Linked DNA regions of Homo sapiens: region 2 is linked to region 1. Evidence: chromatin loops called from intact Hi-C (ENCODE). Cell type or tissue: IMR-90. All regions are shown on one strand.

Evidence for each region. Hi-C counts contacts between places; a loop is a spot of excess contacts. Peaks named below come from ENCODE experiments on the same cell type or tissue, not always from the same donor. Only the 100,000 strongest peaks of a DNase experiment are listed, where the experiment ranks them.
Region 2: it touches region 1 in a loop (14-fold over the local background); 110 of 110 quality-filtered maps call a loop at or near these places.

The regions. Positions count from the first base shown.
Region 1 is chr12:15,853,325-15,861,324 of GRCh38, forward strand. All of the region lies in intron 2 of LOC102724146 (a long non-coding RNA gene), which reads right to left. Among named protein-coding and RNA genes, the nearest start is that of STRAP, 25 kb to the right of the region's middle. In IMR-90, a CTCF peak has its summit at 3,228 (motif pointing left); DNase peaks (open chromatin) are centred at 2,497 and 3,217; H3K27ac peaks cover 393 bases.
Region 2 is chr12:15,587,511-15,595,510 of GRCh38, forward strand. PTPRO (protein tyrosine phosphatase receptor type O) reads left to right here. Exons shown (of 27, transcript NM_030667.3): 25 at 1,945-2,080; 26 at 7,427-7,547. The coding sequence ends at 7,531. Among named protein-coding and RNA genes, the nearest start is that of EPS8, 200 kb to the right of the region's middle. RefSeq lists enhancers at 2,710-2,759, 3,040-3,099. In IMR-90, CTCF peaks have their summits at 3,022 (motif pointing right) and 5,619 (motif pointing right); a DNase peak (open chromatin) is centred at 3,061; H3K4me3 peaks cover 235 bases.

The DNA.
Region 1 (8,000 bases):
TTTGTCAGCTTTTCTCTCAAAACATACCTAGAATCTGACCACCTCTTAACACCTCCACTGCTACCACCCTGGTCTGGATTTCTATCCTCTCTCCTCAGGAATATTAATATCCTCCTAATCTGGGTTCCTATGTTAAAGTCAGATCACCTCACTCTTTTGTTCAAAATTCTCTAGTTGGCTTCTCATGTTGTTACCAGAAAGGGGTCCCAATCCAGACCCGCAGAGAGAGTTCTTGGATCTCTAGCAAGAAAGAATTCAGGGCGAGTCCATAAAGTGAAAGCAAATCTATTAAGAAAGTAAGGGAATAAAAAATGTCTACTCCATAGGAAGAACATCCCCGAGGGCTGCTGGTTGCCCATTTTTATGGTCATTTCTTGATTATATGCTAAACAAGGGGTGGATTATTCATGAGTTTTCTGCGAAAGGGGAGGGCAATTCCCAGATCCCACAACTGAGGGTTCCTCTCCTTTTTAGACCATATAGGGTAACTTCCTGATGTTGCCATGGCATTTGTAAACTGTCATGGTGCTGGTAGGAGAGGCTTTTAGTATGCTAATGCATTATAATTAGTGTATAATGAGAAATGATGGGGACCAGAGGTCACTTTGTCGCCATCTTGATTTTGGTGGGTTTTAGCTGGCTTCTTTTCTCCAAACTGTTTTTATCAGCAAGGTCCTTATGACCTGTATCTTGTGCTGACCTCTTATTGCATCCTGTGACTAAGAATGCCTTAACCTCCTGGGAATGCAGCCCAGTAGGTCTCAGCCCTATTTTACCTAGCCCCTATTCAAGATGGAGTAGCTCTGGTGAGAGTGCCTCTGACAATCTCACTTTAAGTAAAAGCCAAAGTCCTTACAACACCCACGAAGACCTATATGATCTAGTCCCCTTTGCCTTTCTCATTTCGTCTCCTACCAGTCTCCAGGTCGATTATGGCACTCAAACCTTGCTGGACTCTTTGCTCTTATCTTCCCCTGAAATGTTCTTCATGCAAATATCCACATGGCTTCCTTCTTTATTTCCTTCAGGACTTTGCTAAAATGTGACATTATCAACGGTACTTCCTATAGCCTGTTATTTTTCTCTGCAGCTTTCATCACCGTGTGCCACACCATATATATTATTTGATTATTTATTTACTGTCTGTCTGCCTTCTCTAAAATGTAAACTCCATGGAAGTGGAAATTTTTTTGTATGTTTTGTTCACTGCTTTATCTGCAGTCTCTAAAACATTACCTGAATACAGTAGCACTCAATAAATAATTTTTCAGTACAGTATAATTGCATATTTCTCTGATTCGTTCACTAGACTCCAAGTAAATACTGCGTCTTATTCCTCTGTGTCAGTGTTCCACAAATGTTCTTTTAATGAATTAATATGAAATGTTCTGAAAAGAAATCTGTAGTTTCATTTGTTACTTTGAAATTCATGTTATTCTCACACCAAGTAGCAATTAATGGCAGAGATGGTATTATTTTGATGTTTGTTAGTTTGCTTGAATAGATTAGGAAAATAATTAAAAAGAAAACCATTTGAATATTGACTTCCAATCTTATTTTCAAATTAAAATTGTGCTCTAAAACCTACAAAAAGACTGAAGCAGACATTGAATTGTCCAGATATCGAACCCATGTTTCTTAGCTTGATACAAACACTTAGGCTTCTTGTTCTTGTATTTAATTCTATTTTATCCATTTCTATATACAGAGGATAAAGAGAAACATTCATCCTCATAGAATGGCATAGCATACAGAAGTGATGAGGGCTGTGCTCTAAGAGGATTAAGCACACAAAGAAGATAATTAACTTGCTGAGGTCTCACAGAAATGTGTGGAATAGCAAGAATAGCATTCAGAGTTTCTGTTATCTTAAGGAAGATCAATCAGTCAAATAGCTGCATGTTCATGATACAGAGTTTATTTGTAGCCCTAGGTATTAACTAACATAAGTTAAGAAAAATGTTTAACCCTAAACAAACATACACAAAAAATGTGAATAAAATTGGTTTGTTTTAAAATATAGGTTGACATCTAGTTTAAAGACCAAACCAGTGAATTTTCTGTTACTACCTTTAAAATCACTCACAATTGTAACAGAACTCCAAATATTAAAGTTTCACAATGGAAAATGATGGGAATGCAGAGGTACTGATGTTTTTAGACACAAATCCTTATAATCAATTTTATAGCCACTTATCAGACACTTTTGCTGGGTTGGGAAATTATGAATGATTTCAACTTTTCTTCCTTGAGCTTTTAGAGTACTGCAAAAAATTTAAAAAGATAATGTATTTTGTAATCAGAAAAAAATTATGAAAAATTACTACATGCTTATATAGTCTTCTCTAATGTGTAGTAATCACTCTTGAATGTAATGTTCAGGCCTAAAATTTAGACATTAGAAATGCACCTCACGTGTTCAAAAGCAAAAGCCTTGGCTGATCCAGCAGAAAAACAGCTCTGAGTTTACCAAATTTACCAATTCCCTGAGTACTGTTTATTATAAATTGGAAATGTAATGCCAGGCAGATGTGTCATCACCCAACAAAAGTGAAACTTAAAGAAGAATCATGTTTGACAAGCAATCAGACTTTGGAAAGAAAGGAATAGAGAAAAAGAAAACTCTGGAGAGAATTTGAGATTTCTTTGATGCCTCTAATACCCTAAATAAAAACAGTGGTGCAAAATGGCCATTTAAGAAAAATATTGCTGGAAGAGCCATTATCCTCTAAACTCTTAGGAATATTCATTAATATTCCTGAATACATTATTGCAGGCAAGATTTTAGAATCATTTAGAATATGTGCCACCAGGACATTCCCCACAGGAATATCCCTCTCCTACCAGGCTCTGAGCTTGGGAAGCTTGGTTCAATTTGACTCCCTTCCCCCACTACGAATGCCAATTCTTAGGTCTCTGCCAATGTGGAGTTAGTTGGCATACATGGAAGGAGGATGGCAGTTTGCTTTTCCTTCAACAACACCAGTTAGACTGAATAATTCCTGTGGGATAGAATTGCTTGAGATGATACTACATGAGGTGTTTATAAGAAAATTGATTTTTAAATAATTAAAACTCATAATTTTCTTAATGTGTATTAAAATATGCTCTAAATATAAATATTTTAATTTGCTAGTTGAAAATTAAAAATATTTATGTAAATTATGCACAATCCCTGAAAGGGTGCTTCAGCAAGTTGTAAATGGAACAATACATGGGAAGAGATTGCCATCTGGTGGCTGAAGGAAAAGTGCATTTTTGTGTAGGACAGGTATAAAAAACTTGTTTAAGCAAATAAATGTTAGTATGTTAGTATTCCCTGCTAACTTTTTTTTTTTTTTTTGTATCTTAGAGGCAGGATTTCGTTCTGTCACCCATGCTGGAATACAGTGGAGCGAGCACATCTCACTGCAGCCTCGACTTCCCAGGCCAAGTTGTCTTTCTTTCCACCTCGGCCTCCCATCTCAGCCTCCCAACTAGCTAGGACTACAGGTGAGTGCCACAACGCCCGGCTATTTTTTTTTTAATTTCTATGGAGACTGGATCTCACTGTTGCCTGGGCTGATATCGAACTCCTGGCCTGAGGCCATCCTCCTGCCTAAGCCCACTATCCTATTTTATTAACCAAACACTTCTATCTTAATTCAAGTATCAAATAAGATATAGAGGTACATGTGGTGGTTTTTTAAATATGTAAATGATTTTTCTCAATGTTACATATTCTTTCTCTTTAGAAGTGTAATATATAACATTGTGGAAAATATACATTTTTATATATCATGTATTTCTAAACTACAGAAAAGTATAGAGAAGGAAACAAAATCTATAACTCCACCACCTAGAGACAATCAAAATGAACATTTTTTTTTTGAGATGGAGTCTCGCTGTGTCACCCAAGCTGGAGTGCAGTGGCACGATCTTGACTCACTGCAACCTCCGCCTCCCGGGTTCAAGTGATTCTCCTGCTTCAGCCTCCCAAGTAGCTTGGACTACAGGTGTGCACCACCACGCCCAGCTAATTTTTGTATTTTTAGTAGAGACAGGTTTTTACCGTGTTAGCCAGTTAGTCGATCTCTTGACCTTGGCCTCCCAAAGTGCTGGGATTACAGGCATGAGCCACCGTGCCCGGCCCCACAATGAACATTTTAATAAATTTCCTGCAACTTTTTTTCTATGTATTCACATTCTTTTCATATAATTGATATCATAAGAAGTATTTAGTTTTGAACAGTGCTTTAAAAACATTACCAGTACATTATGTTTTTTTTTTAAACTATGTTTCAAGTTTGCTGTCATTTGAGAGAGGTTCTTTTCCTGGGAGAGAATAAAATATGCATATGCATGAATAGGTGACAGTATCCTTTGTTCAGGAAATTGCAAGTAGCTCAATGCTGTTGGAAAATGAAGTTGGAAACTTCCAGTTCAGTGAGAGTGGCTGGGAGGAGAATTAACAGGCGTTGGAGAGGTATGTGGAACACTGACCAAGAAGAACCACGGGCTTGTCATTTATCTACATTGTATGTTTATATGGATAATTATTGAGGAATTCTGGGTAATGAACCAAGGTTACTGGATTTGCACACCACAAAAAAATAATAAAATGATTTGACACTAATGGGGAGGATAGACTAAAATAATAGCTGTCAAAGCTGGCTGCACTTTAGAACTGCCCAAGGAGCTTTAAAAGTGCTAATCCCTAGACCTCAGTCCAAACAAATTAAATCAGGGTCCTTGGAAATGAGATACTTTAAAAGTTTCTCAGATGATACTATTATGCTGCTAGGGTTGAGATTCACTAAAGGGAGATGAAACTAGAGACAGAAATACCATTTAGAAGGGTGTTGCTTTAGACTATGTGAAAAATGATGTGTGCTTAAATTGGGTTAGTGACTGAACGTGTACAAGTTAAGTGGCAGAACTGACACAAGTTGCTAATTAATTGAGCACAAGGTATGAAAAAATAAAAGATTCAAGGATTATTCTCTAATAGTGCCTTGGTAAATGGCGGCGTTGACAGGAAAGAGAGCTGATTAGCTAAGTGTTTGGGAGGCAAGGAACGTGTGTTCATTAAGAAGCTACCATTTTCCTTTAGATGCATCATCAATGGCACAAACACTTTTAGACATATTTTCTGTTGCCCTGTTTTAAATCCTTGTGCCAGATATTGTCTGTTAGCTCCACCCTACTCTCTTTGTGATGGTGTGGTGAGAACTCTACCAAACTTCATTTTTGCTTCCCCAGGCTGTTCTGTGGTAGGGTCTTCCAGCAGGGGGCTCGAGAGGAGGACTGCAAAGCTGGAGAGGAAGGAGGGACAGCTTTTTCCTGTTTGCTGCTTTATGGCTTCCCATCTGCTTGTGGTTCTATTAAAAACTATTCCTGCTGCAGTTTTTGTTGTTGTTGTTGTTGTTGTTTGTTTGTTGTGTTTTTTGGTCGTTTTTTTTTTTTTTAACTCCTGTAGCATTTTTTTCTGTAGCAGCAGCAGAATCCAGGTTGCACTTTTTCACCACTTGCAGAACCAGCCTCAGGACCACCACCAGCCACTTCAACCGCCACCACTGACACCAGTATCAACTAGCTGGTGTCTGCTCCTGGGAGGCTGGGGTTTCAGGACCACAGTGCCCTTTTCTGTTTCAAGTTTTTCTCCTTGCTCTCTTTGATCCCTCAGGCTTGAGTGTGATACTTGCTTCCTGAAGTTGCTTTTTCCATGATTTGTTAGAGTTCTCTTTTTACCATTTCATAGTTAACACCTTCATAGCTATATAACTATTGTTTATATTAAGCTGTTTCTATTCAAATAACTGGTATATTTTCTGTCTCCTGATTAGACCCTGGAGGGCCACTATGAATAAAACGTGCCCTCTCAGCACTAATTTGGCCTGGCAGCCTTTCTAAGGACCACCACTCCATGTTTCCAGACTAAATAAACATTGAACTATAGTGGCAATTTAAGCAGTTATTTTTATAGAAAAGTTAAGTAAGCATTCCCAGTGATTGCAAAATACAAGAACCCAGGAGTTGTGACGACTTTATCTCATTCTTTTTCTTATACCACACAAGAGAGAGAAGAAGCACGGAAAGTCCTCGGATTTAGGCTTTCATATAGTTGTCCCTTGTTTCTGAACTCTATCTGTTCAAATCCTGACCTTCCTCCTGCAGACCCTATGCAATCCTCCACCATCTAGGGTCCCCACGTATTTTCTTCAGTTTTCCTTGGTCTGCATATTGCCAGAGAAACACAGGAGTTTGGCAAGGGAATACTGTGGGTTCTGGTGTTGTAAGTGGGGTAAAGGTAGTGAGGGCTCTGATTCCAGATTGGTCTCTTAATCAGTGAAGGCTGCTGCCATTTTCTACCTGATTTATCTAAGGAAAAGGGCAACTCACCATCATGAGTCTTAATTTTCTTTCCAAGACAACACAATCTAGCATCATATGAGGGGGTTATAATTTTCCTATTAATGTGGCTTTGACCCCATTCCTTAGAAAATAATAATGCTGGAATTCCTGAAAACGAATCTTCTGGCTTTTTCCTGAACATGTCCATATGACTGGAACCATCAGTTTAGTTTGAAATTACTCTGTGTGAATCATTTGAGAAAATGTTGCCAGCCTCAAATGGATTAATTCTGATAATGTACTATTTCCTCTCAGAAAAGTGTGGGTGATCGTGGTGGAAGATGGAGTTAGCCTACCAAACTATATCTCCATCCACAAAACCATGACAACTGACTTTTGTCTAAAACGTTCAGGTAGAAGCAATACCTAAAGTATCCATGGTAGATCTCTGTGTTCTCTTCACTTGGCATATAACTTGGGATCTCCCACCCCATATGCTGCTAATTTCACACCAAAATAATAATTTGATATTCATTCCTCTAGTTAAAGTTCTAGGGATATAGCCAAAACAAAGGGCAATAGAAGAGGGAGGAAAATAAAAAGAATACACTTATACTGTTCTTGCACAAATAACAGACTAACTCAATAGAACTCTCACCATTTAAAGGTAAGTAATAGAAACATAAATGTAAGAGACATAAAGAACTACTGAAAAAAAACAGTGAAATGTTTATGCAAAAATATTCCTACACTCAAAAAAAAGGGGAAATTATGAGACAAAAAAATTTAAATGTTTTTTAAATTAAATTAAAATTGTAAAAAAAATTATGTGAATACACCTGGAGATGCAATAGTAGCTGACAGAGTTAAGTAGAGAAACCAGAGTTTAAAAAAATTATTCTATGTGAAAACTACATTTGAAGCACTGAGAGACAACTGACTCAAAACAGAGTCAACAGAATGGAAAAAGCAGATGGAGTGCAGTGGAAAAGGTGTAACTTAAAAAGAGAAAAGCAGGTGAAAATAGGTAACTGTGGTAACTGTGCCTGAGCCTTTCAAACTTACTCTCCTTATCTTCCTGAGCACACAGATGCACAGCTAAACTATATTTTCTAGCCCTTTTTGTGTCTACATGTATGGCCATGTATTTACGTATTTAGAAATTGTTCTGCTGAAATTTTTCTCTTTGTGCATTGTCAACAATGAAATGTGAGCAGAAGTGAAGTGTGCAAGGTAGTTCCCTGGACAAGACTTGTTCAGATTTGCATTGCAGTCCTGGTCTCATTCTACCCAGTCCTCCATCTTTCCCTCTCTCCTCTCACAAATGTCAGACCAGTATTGTGGCCTTAAGTTCTCCCTGCTTAATCCTGCCCACCCTTCCTCCTCATCATTCACAGGTCTTTTGCCCATTGCATCTGTTTCTTGTGTTTCTAATTCCTTCTTGGTGTTTGTTTCTCAGAAGACTCAACAGACACATCCAGTGAGTTTTTAATTCAGCTATTGTATTTTTTCAGTTTTATAATTTCCATTTGGTTCCTTTTAATAATTTCTGTTGCATTGCTGAAGATTTTGTTTTTGTTCATTCATGAGCATATTTTATGTTTATAAGCAGAGCTGTAATAACTATTTTAAGTAGTCTTGTCTGCTAATTCCAGTATCTGGGTTGT
Region 2 (8,000 bases), 270 kb before region 1:
AAGGAAAAGAAAAATGAAAATATTCAGCTTAGGAAGATAAACATATTTGCTATGATTCCTCTTCGGGATTGTCTCTTAAATTGTCAGACAGTAGAATGAAAAAGGATATAGGATATAAAAAAATCAAGGTCCACACTAATTCCCAACAGGAAAAGTTATCATTAAATTTAATTTGTTCTTCCTACTGTATGAACAGAGCTCCATCAAAATCTATCTCTGTGATACAATATTGCTGTAAAATCCTTATGCAACCTCAAAAGAACAGGGGACATAAACGTGCTCCAATGGCAAGTGAGAGGTGGCAGTGGGATGAAGATGTGAAGGGAAGCATTGGCAGCCATGCCAACCTAAGCAAATAAATCTACAATCCCAGACCTACTGCCTTGGCCCTTGTGAATTAGAATGACTAGAATGAGGAAGTATATGTGTGCATTCATGTGTGTTTGTGTGGAGTGTGTGTCTCCCTGGAAAGGAAAATGCTTCATAAGCTACTAAGTTTCTGTTTAGGGCAGATATTGTTGCTGTCAATCCACTGTAGGCATTCACAGGTTAAAAGATGTGCTTTAGCAGGTAAGATTATCTGTTCTCAAAATGGTTCTTTTCAAGAACAGAAAATGAAGCTCTTCAACTCTGGGGTCAAACTCACAGATTCCTTTCATGGAAGATAGTAAGTGCAGTTCTGGATATGACTTTACAGGTGCTCACCCAATGGCAGATCATTTTATCTGAGAAATCCTGGGAGGGAAGAGTTGTCTAGTAGAAAAAGCAACCCTTAAACTCAAGGTTTATAGAGTGGGATTTTTCTAGCAAACTTTCCATATAAATTTGCTTGAACTTTCTCTTTTCCCATCATTTCACAGTGATTCAAAGCTAAGAGCCATTTGACTCTTTATTGAGGATTAGAGGGAAAAAAGGGCTGACTTCAACACATAGAACTAGGGACTGTGATGGGCAGTTGGTCAGCGCATGTCAGTCCACTTCCATCTGTGCCCCGAGCATTGGGATTGGGGGACTGGCTGAGACTGGGTCCAAATTTTTCATTTGATTTTAAGGCAACTATCTCAAAGGTCCCTGTGAGATGGAAGCAGGCCCAGGACCCACTAAAATGGCAGGCATGCTGTAAGGCAGGTCTGGGGTGGTGAACTGAACTTAGGGTTGAAGATACACAAATCTCTGTGGTCCCAGACCTAGAGTTAGGGTATGGACATCTCAACTGGAGTTTTGAGCTGATCTGAGGGCTTAACTCTGATGCTGTTCAAAAGACAGGGTATTGTTTATGTGTATCAGCTCTCTGAATTCAGAAATCAGTTCCCGAGAGTACTCAACATGGAATCCCTACTTTTCTGCAGAAGCAGAGACCCCGATAAAGGGTGTGGCCAATGCAGTGCAAATGTCTCTCAGGAACGTAGCCATGATAGTCAGAAATGTGACATTAGAAGGAACACCAACCACAACTCCATACTTAAAAATCAGTTAAGTGGAAAATATTGTCAGGAGCTTAGTCTGCGTTTTTCCACAAGGGTACTATTTGTAGTTTTTTAGAAATCATCAGTTTTATTTCAACAGTAAAGTAGCACCATCTGGGCTGGCCGAGGTGGCTCACGCCTCTAATCCCAGCACTTCAGGAGGCCGAGGTGGGAAGATCACCTGAGGTCAGAAGTTCAAGACCAGCCTGGCCAACATGGCAAAACTCCATCTCTACTAAAAATACAAAAATTAGCCAGGAATGGTGGCACATACCTGTAATCCCAGCTACTCAGGAGGGTGAGGCAGGAGAATCACTTGAAGCCGAGAGGCAGAGGTTGCAGTGAGCCGAGATCATGCCATTGCACTCCAGCCTGGGCAACAGAGCAAGACTCCATCTCAAAGAAAAAAAAAAAAAGAGGGGGGAGAAAAAAAAGAAGCACCATCTGAATAATATGCCATCGGAACATTCTTTTGCAGTGCTGGCGTGGGACGGACAGGAACATTCATTGCCCTGGACAGGCTCTTGCAGCACATTCGGGATCATGAGTTTGTTGACATCTTAGGGCTGGTGTCAGAAATGAGGTCATACCGGATGTCTATGGTACAGACAGAGGTAGGAACATAATCTATATGTATTTTTAAATTTTCCCTGGACTGAAAAACTTACCATTATTCAATGATATGCTTCAAAACAATTCTCTCAAACTTCTTTGTATCTTTCTTTCCCATTTTCTTATTGTATATGTTCAAACTGCTTTGAGGCATAAAAGAAATAGACACTAGCCTCCAGAAATCCATTCGACATATAGTGATTATACTTTTATTGGCATCATAATTCAGAGTGCATGGGTAGATTCGTAAGAGTAAAACCTCTTTGAACAGACTCAGAGTCAATTGCAGATAACAGCCATCCTGGGTAAATGCCACCAAATAGAGACTGTTGAACTGGTGAAATTTGATTTATATTTGAAATGTTGGATTTGATTCAATACATTTGTCATTAGTTTATCCTCCGTGTGACTCTATCCCAATTCACTTTTGATGATGATTAGAAGTTGGATTTGAGCTTTCTGTCCCTTTTATGATTTTAAAGATTCCCAGTCCCCAACCTACCAGCATTGCCAGTTCCCTTCATCTCAATGATGAAGATTTATTATTTTAACAACATGGAAGCATCCCCTGAAATATCCAACAGTGTTACGTGCTCCGTCTTCCTCCTCTTCTCCCGAGTCCTCCCTCCCTGAAAGCCTGAGGATGCACTTAGTCTGGAGCGACAACCCAAGGCAACGCCGGCAGACAGCACCGCCTGCCTCAGAGCAGCCGTGGGTGTGTACCCTTGTGGGCGCAAAAACCCAAGTACAACAGCTTGTTCATAAGCCTCATCACCCAGCCATACTCGCGACTTCTTAGCTTCGGTCTTACAATAATCCTTTTTCTCAAAGAGTATGTGTGGGTGGAGCGCTTGGGTAGAACACAACCTGGCCCGACCTGTAATCAGGGTATTTTTAAAATGCTTTGGTCTTCCTCATGCTTTTCCTACCCAGCACCACTAGATGTCAGTATCACTTCAAAAGCCTAGAGTAATGGCGGCCGTCTCAGCTGTTTCTGCTTTCCCACTCCTTTTACTTTTCTTTCCTCCTACCTCCCCATTCTTGTCTGACCAATTTTTGGCAAGGCTGTTTCAATACATTCATTTCTGAACTACAGCAGGATCATACCACTTGGGAAAGAGTTATCCTCGTTAATATTCAGACCTCTCATTGATAATTAGGAAGCAAGTCCAATTGGTTTCCTCACTTGGTTTCAATCATGCTGCCTAGTAATTTAGTGTGGTGGGGACATCAGTATCACTTTTTAATCATAAGTTTAAAATGTCTGGTTTCCCAGAGGAGTCCACTGTCTGGTGAGTAAACAGTGCTTTATTAATCGGTCCATATTTTTGGCTTTTACTTCCATAAATTTGCACCTTGATATGTGATTAAAAATCCACGTTATGTATATGAATCACCAAGCTTCAAAGAGCCACACCTTATTTTAAGTATTTTGCATTTAATGAATTGTCTCCTCAATTTACTTAATTCATACCTTTTACAACTTCATAGATTTTGGGGCCTGGCGTAGTGGCTCACAGCTGTAATCCCAGCACTTTAGGAGGCTGAGGCGTGCGGATCACCTGAGGTCAGAAGTTGGAGACCAGCCTGGCCAACATGGTGAAACCCCGTTTCTACTAAAAATATTAAAAAATTAGCCTGGCCTGGTGATGGGCACCTGTAATCCCAGCTACTCGGGAGGCTGAGGCAAGAGAGTTGCTTGAACCCAGGAGACGGAGGTTGCAATGAGCTGACATGGTGCCACTGCACTCCAGCCTGGGCGACAGAGTGAGACTCCATCTCAAAAAAAACAAAAAAAACTTAGTAGATTTTAATTATGGCCTGTTTGCTTTTGACTTTTCTCCAACTACAGATTCTTAATCTCTTTCACATGACACATCCTCCATCCCATTTTTAGGGTCATTATCTTTCTTTGGGTGGTTATCAAGCAGCCACCATGTCGCTTTCTGCAAAGCCAAGAAAACGTTTTGTTTTCTCCCTAAATGTTTTACCCTAAATTTTGGTTGTTTTATTTGTTTATGCCAGCATTTTATGTTGATATCTCCGCGGACACAGCCTTTTTAAAGTACAGTATCCCCATCCTGGCCAACATAGTGAAACCCCTTCTCTACTAAAAATACAAAAATTAGCTGGGCGTGGTGGCACACGCCTGTAGTCCCAGCTACTCGGGAGGCTGAGGCAGGAGAATCGCTGGAACCTGGGAGGCAGAGCTTGCAGTGAGCCAAGATCGTGCCACTGCACCCCAGTCTGGTGACAGAGCAAGACTCCGTCTCAAAAAAAAAACCCCATAAAATAATTAATTAAAATTAATTATGAAATAATTAAATAAAAAATAAAGTGCAGTATCCCTTCCCTGAACTCTCATGGGGAGTTCAAAGTCAGCAAAGGGGGCAGAGGTTCCCCGGGTTACTTACTTTTTCCAACTTTTCTAGCTTGACCCTTGATTCCCGCAGGACTTCCTGGTGGATGTTTTCCAGTTCCAGTTATTTATCTGTGTCTTTTTTTTTAACTTATGTCTAGAACATCTTCTTCATTTACCTTTATTTTTTCCTTGTTCCTCTGCTTACCATGGTTCATCCCGTATTTTGAATACAGATTGATCTGCCTAAGATTCTCCTTAAGCCCATTCACATTCAAATTCTGCTGCCAGGTCACAAAAGTTAACAAGGAAAGAACAAAGTAAAAAAAGGTTATTCTTTTCACATGTATCATCCTAGAGTACTCCTTTGACGCTAATGATTTTCAAGAGAATGAAATGGTTCTCCACTTGAGCTCTGTTTTTATGTATATAATCAACCCACATAGACCATATTTCCTCCCATCACTGGTATCTAATTTTCCAGCCTTCTCTACATTGCCTTGACCCCACCATTCCACCTCACCCAAAAAATTGCAGAAGTAGCTGATAGGATGAGCCATGTCTCCAGGTGCAACATGCTGCCTGGACTGCACTGTGACCTGCCCTCTTCCTCTTCCTCACCTGACCAGACACACTTCATAGACTTCTTCACGCAAGTAGAGGCGTATTTAGAAAGAATGCCAGACCCTGAGGGGAGCCTGAATCTCCACTTTACTGCTGCACAAGTCATGTCACCTCTCAAGGCTCCCATTTCTCTTCTGTAAAATATGAATGATAACTTTCACTAATTTTTGTAAAGCAGACATGATGGGAAATAATATAACCTAGATAAGTGATTTGAAACTGTGAAGTGCTACTTATGAATGATGTTCTCCTCTCTTCTATTTTTATCGAATATTTTGTTTGGTTTTCCTCTAATATCCTTCCCTGGAGGTCAGTTGGGGCTTTGCTTTGAGCAGCCCATCCTCTTGATCTGCAGTTTGAATTTCGGGACTTTCAAGGACAAGTCCCTCCATAAATAGTCTTTATTTACTTTTCTTGTGGTCTTGTTGTTTGGTTGTTTTTTGTTTTGATACAAAATGTAGCCACTAAGCAGATGCAGATTGAATGTCCAGGCAATCTCTGGTCTTATCTATTCCCTGTGTTGACATAACACCAGAAGCAATGGATTAGGTGTCCATGTGTGATGACCACAAGGGGTAGCTCAGCCACTGATAGGATACCATCACCACAAAAGGGAATATATTTTCTCCAAACCGTGTTGAAAAATACAGGTTAGGCTGAGGCATCAATCCAGTGATGTTCGAAATATTAATTTTGTTTTTTGTATGAAGTTGTTACACAGGAAGCTTCTTAAAATCCTATGAATATTTTGACCGGATCTCATTTAAATGTTATTTCTAGTGCTATTACTTATAGAGAAACTCTGGGAAACAAAGAAAAAGGAGGAACACTGTGAAATTACCCTTACTTCTTGGCAGAAAGATATATTTTGGTGATTTCATTTTGGCTTTCATTCAAGTATAACTTTTACATGATTGTGCTCATATTATATGTATGTATATATGTGTGTTACTTTACATTCTATTTACATTGTAGTTTCTCATTTAGGATTTTACTATGTAGCCTGTATAGTATCAAAAATTACCTACAACTCTATAAATCTCATTTTAAGGACAGACTAATGTTTCATTAAAGATACACTATTGCATACTTAAACCAATCTCCTTTTTATAGAACATTAAATTGGATTATTTTCCACTTTTTACTATTATCTGTGTCCACACCATTTATTAGCACTTTATTAATTCTACCTCCACAAACAATAGGTAAAATGGACTGCCTCAACAAACTTGTCATCATTAAATATTATTCTTTTCCTTCTAGCTTTGTCCACTACATAGATAGAAAATAATTATTTCAATGTACTTTGTATTACTTGACTATTGTTGGCATATTTTAATATTTCCTCAGTTTACTTCAAAAATCATTTAATAAACACAGCTAAGTGCTAAGCATTAGGAATAAAAAGACATAGTTTCTAACTTCCAGGGAATATTTGGCCTAGTGGTTGATGTCCTTTACTTATTTGTCTATTTGTATATGTTACTGATTTGAATGACTTTATCACAAAAATAAAGGCATCAATATTCTGTCATAATTCTAGAAAATATTTTTCTTTTCCAGTTTGTGGTTTACCCTGTGTTTTATTCTTTTTAACTTTTTAAAATATACAGTAGATTGAGATTTTTATTTGTAATGTATTCTACTGCTCTTAATTTTAGAAATTCCTTTCCTAAAGGAATCAGAGAGAAATTAACCAATATTTTCCTCTGTATTTTTAAAGACAATTTATTAAATTACCTGGAATTTGCTTTGGTGTATGATAATGGGATATCCTTTTTTTTTCAAAATAGCCCCATGATTTGATTGAATATTCATTTCCTTTAGCATTAATAATGATTTAATGTACAGCATGGTGAACATAGTTCATAATACCGTATTGTATACTTGAAATTTGCTAGGAAAGTAGATCTTAAGTGTTCTCACCACACACACACACACACAAATATATATACATACATATATATGTATATATACACACACATATATATAAACATATATATAATCTGGGGTGATGAATGTGTTAACTAGCTTGATTGTGGTAATCATTTCATAACATATATGTATATCAAGTCATCACATTGTACACCTTAAATATATACAATTTTTATTATACTGCAATAAAGTTAGGGGAAAAAAATTCCACTGTTTTTTTAAAAAAGCCATGATGTTCTAAGCTCTGTTATTAATCAAAATACTTGTACAGTTGATTCTCTTGGATTTTCTAGTTATAAAACTGTGTCTCTGTAAATAATGAAAATGGTTTCCTTTAACACCAGATCTTGATCATTAAAATTGTCATAGTATAAAATATTATATCTTTGCACATGTCTGCTCTGAAACCTGTTTTTGTCTTTTGTTCCAGGAGCAGTACATTTTTATCCATCAGTGTGTGCAACTGATGTGGATGAAGAAGAAGCAGCAGTTCTGCATCAGTGATGTCATATACGAGAATGTTAGCAAGTCCTAGTTCAGAATCCGGAGCAGTAAGTGGAGAAGAGCTCTCCACGAGTGCTCAGTCTTAGAACTATTAGAGGGGGATGTGATGGATGGGACAAAAGACAGCAGTAGCCATTTGTATTGACTCTGACTTCACATGAGTATTTCTTCCCAGCTCCTGGCCTCACATGGGTGGTCACAGGGAGAAACAAGTACTGTAGCAGATCTTTGAGTTTCAATGCACCTTGGTTGGTGTTGGCAACAAACAGGAGCTTCTGCACATCATGATGACTTTACCTCCATTCCCTCTACCCAGAACCCTAAATTATTCTGTTATTGGATCTGTGCCTGTAATATCAGGATACTACCATCCAAATCTATCTAGATATCTTGTGCAAATATTTTATTGATTACAAGGGCTGTATACGGGGTTACAAAAAGACATGAGCTGGATTGGACACTCCTAAAACCAAAAACAACAGTGACAATAGAGTCTCAGG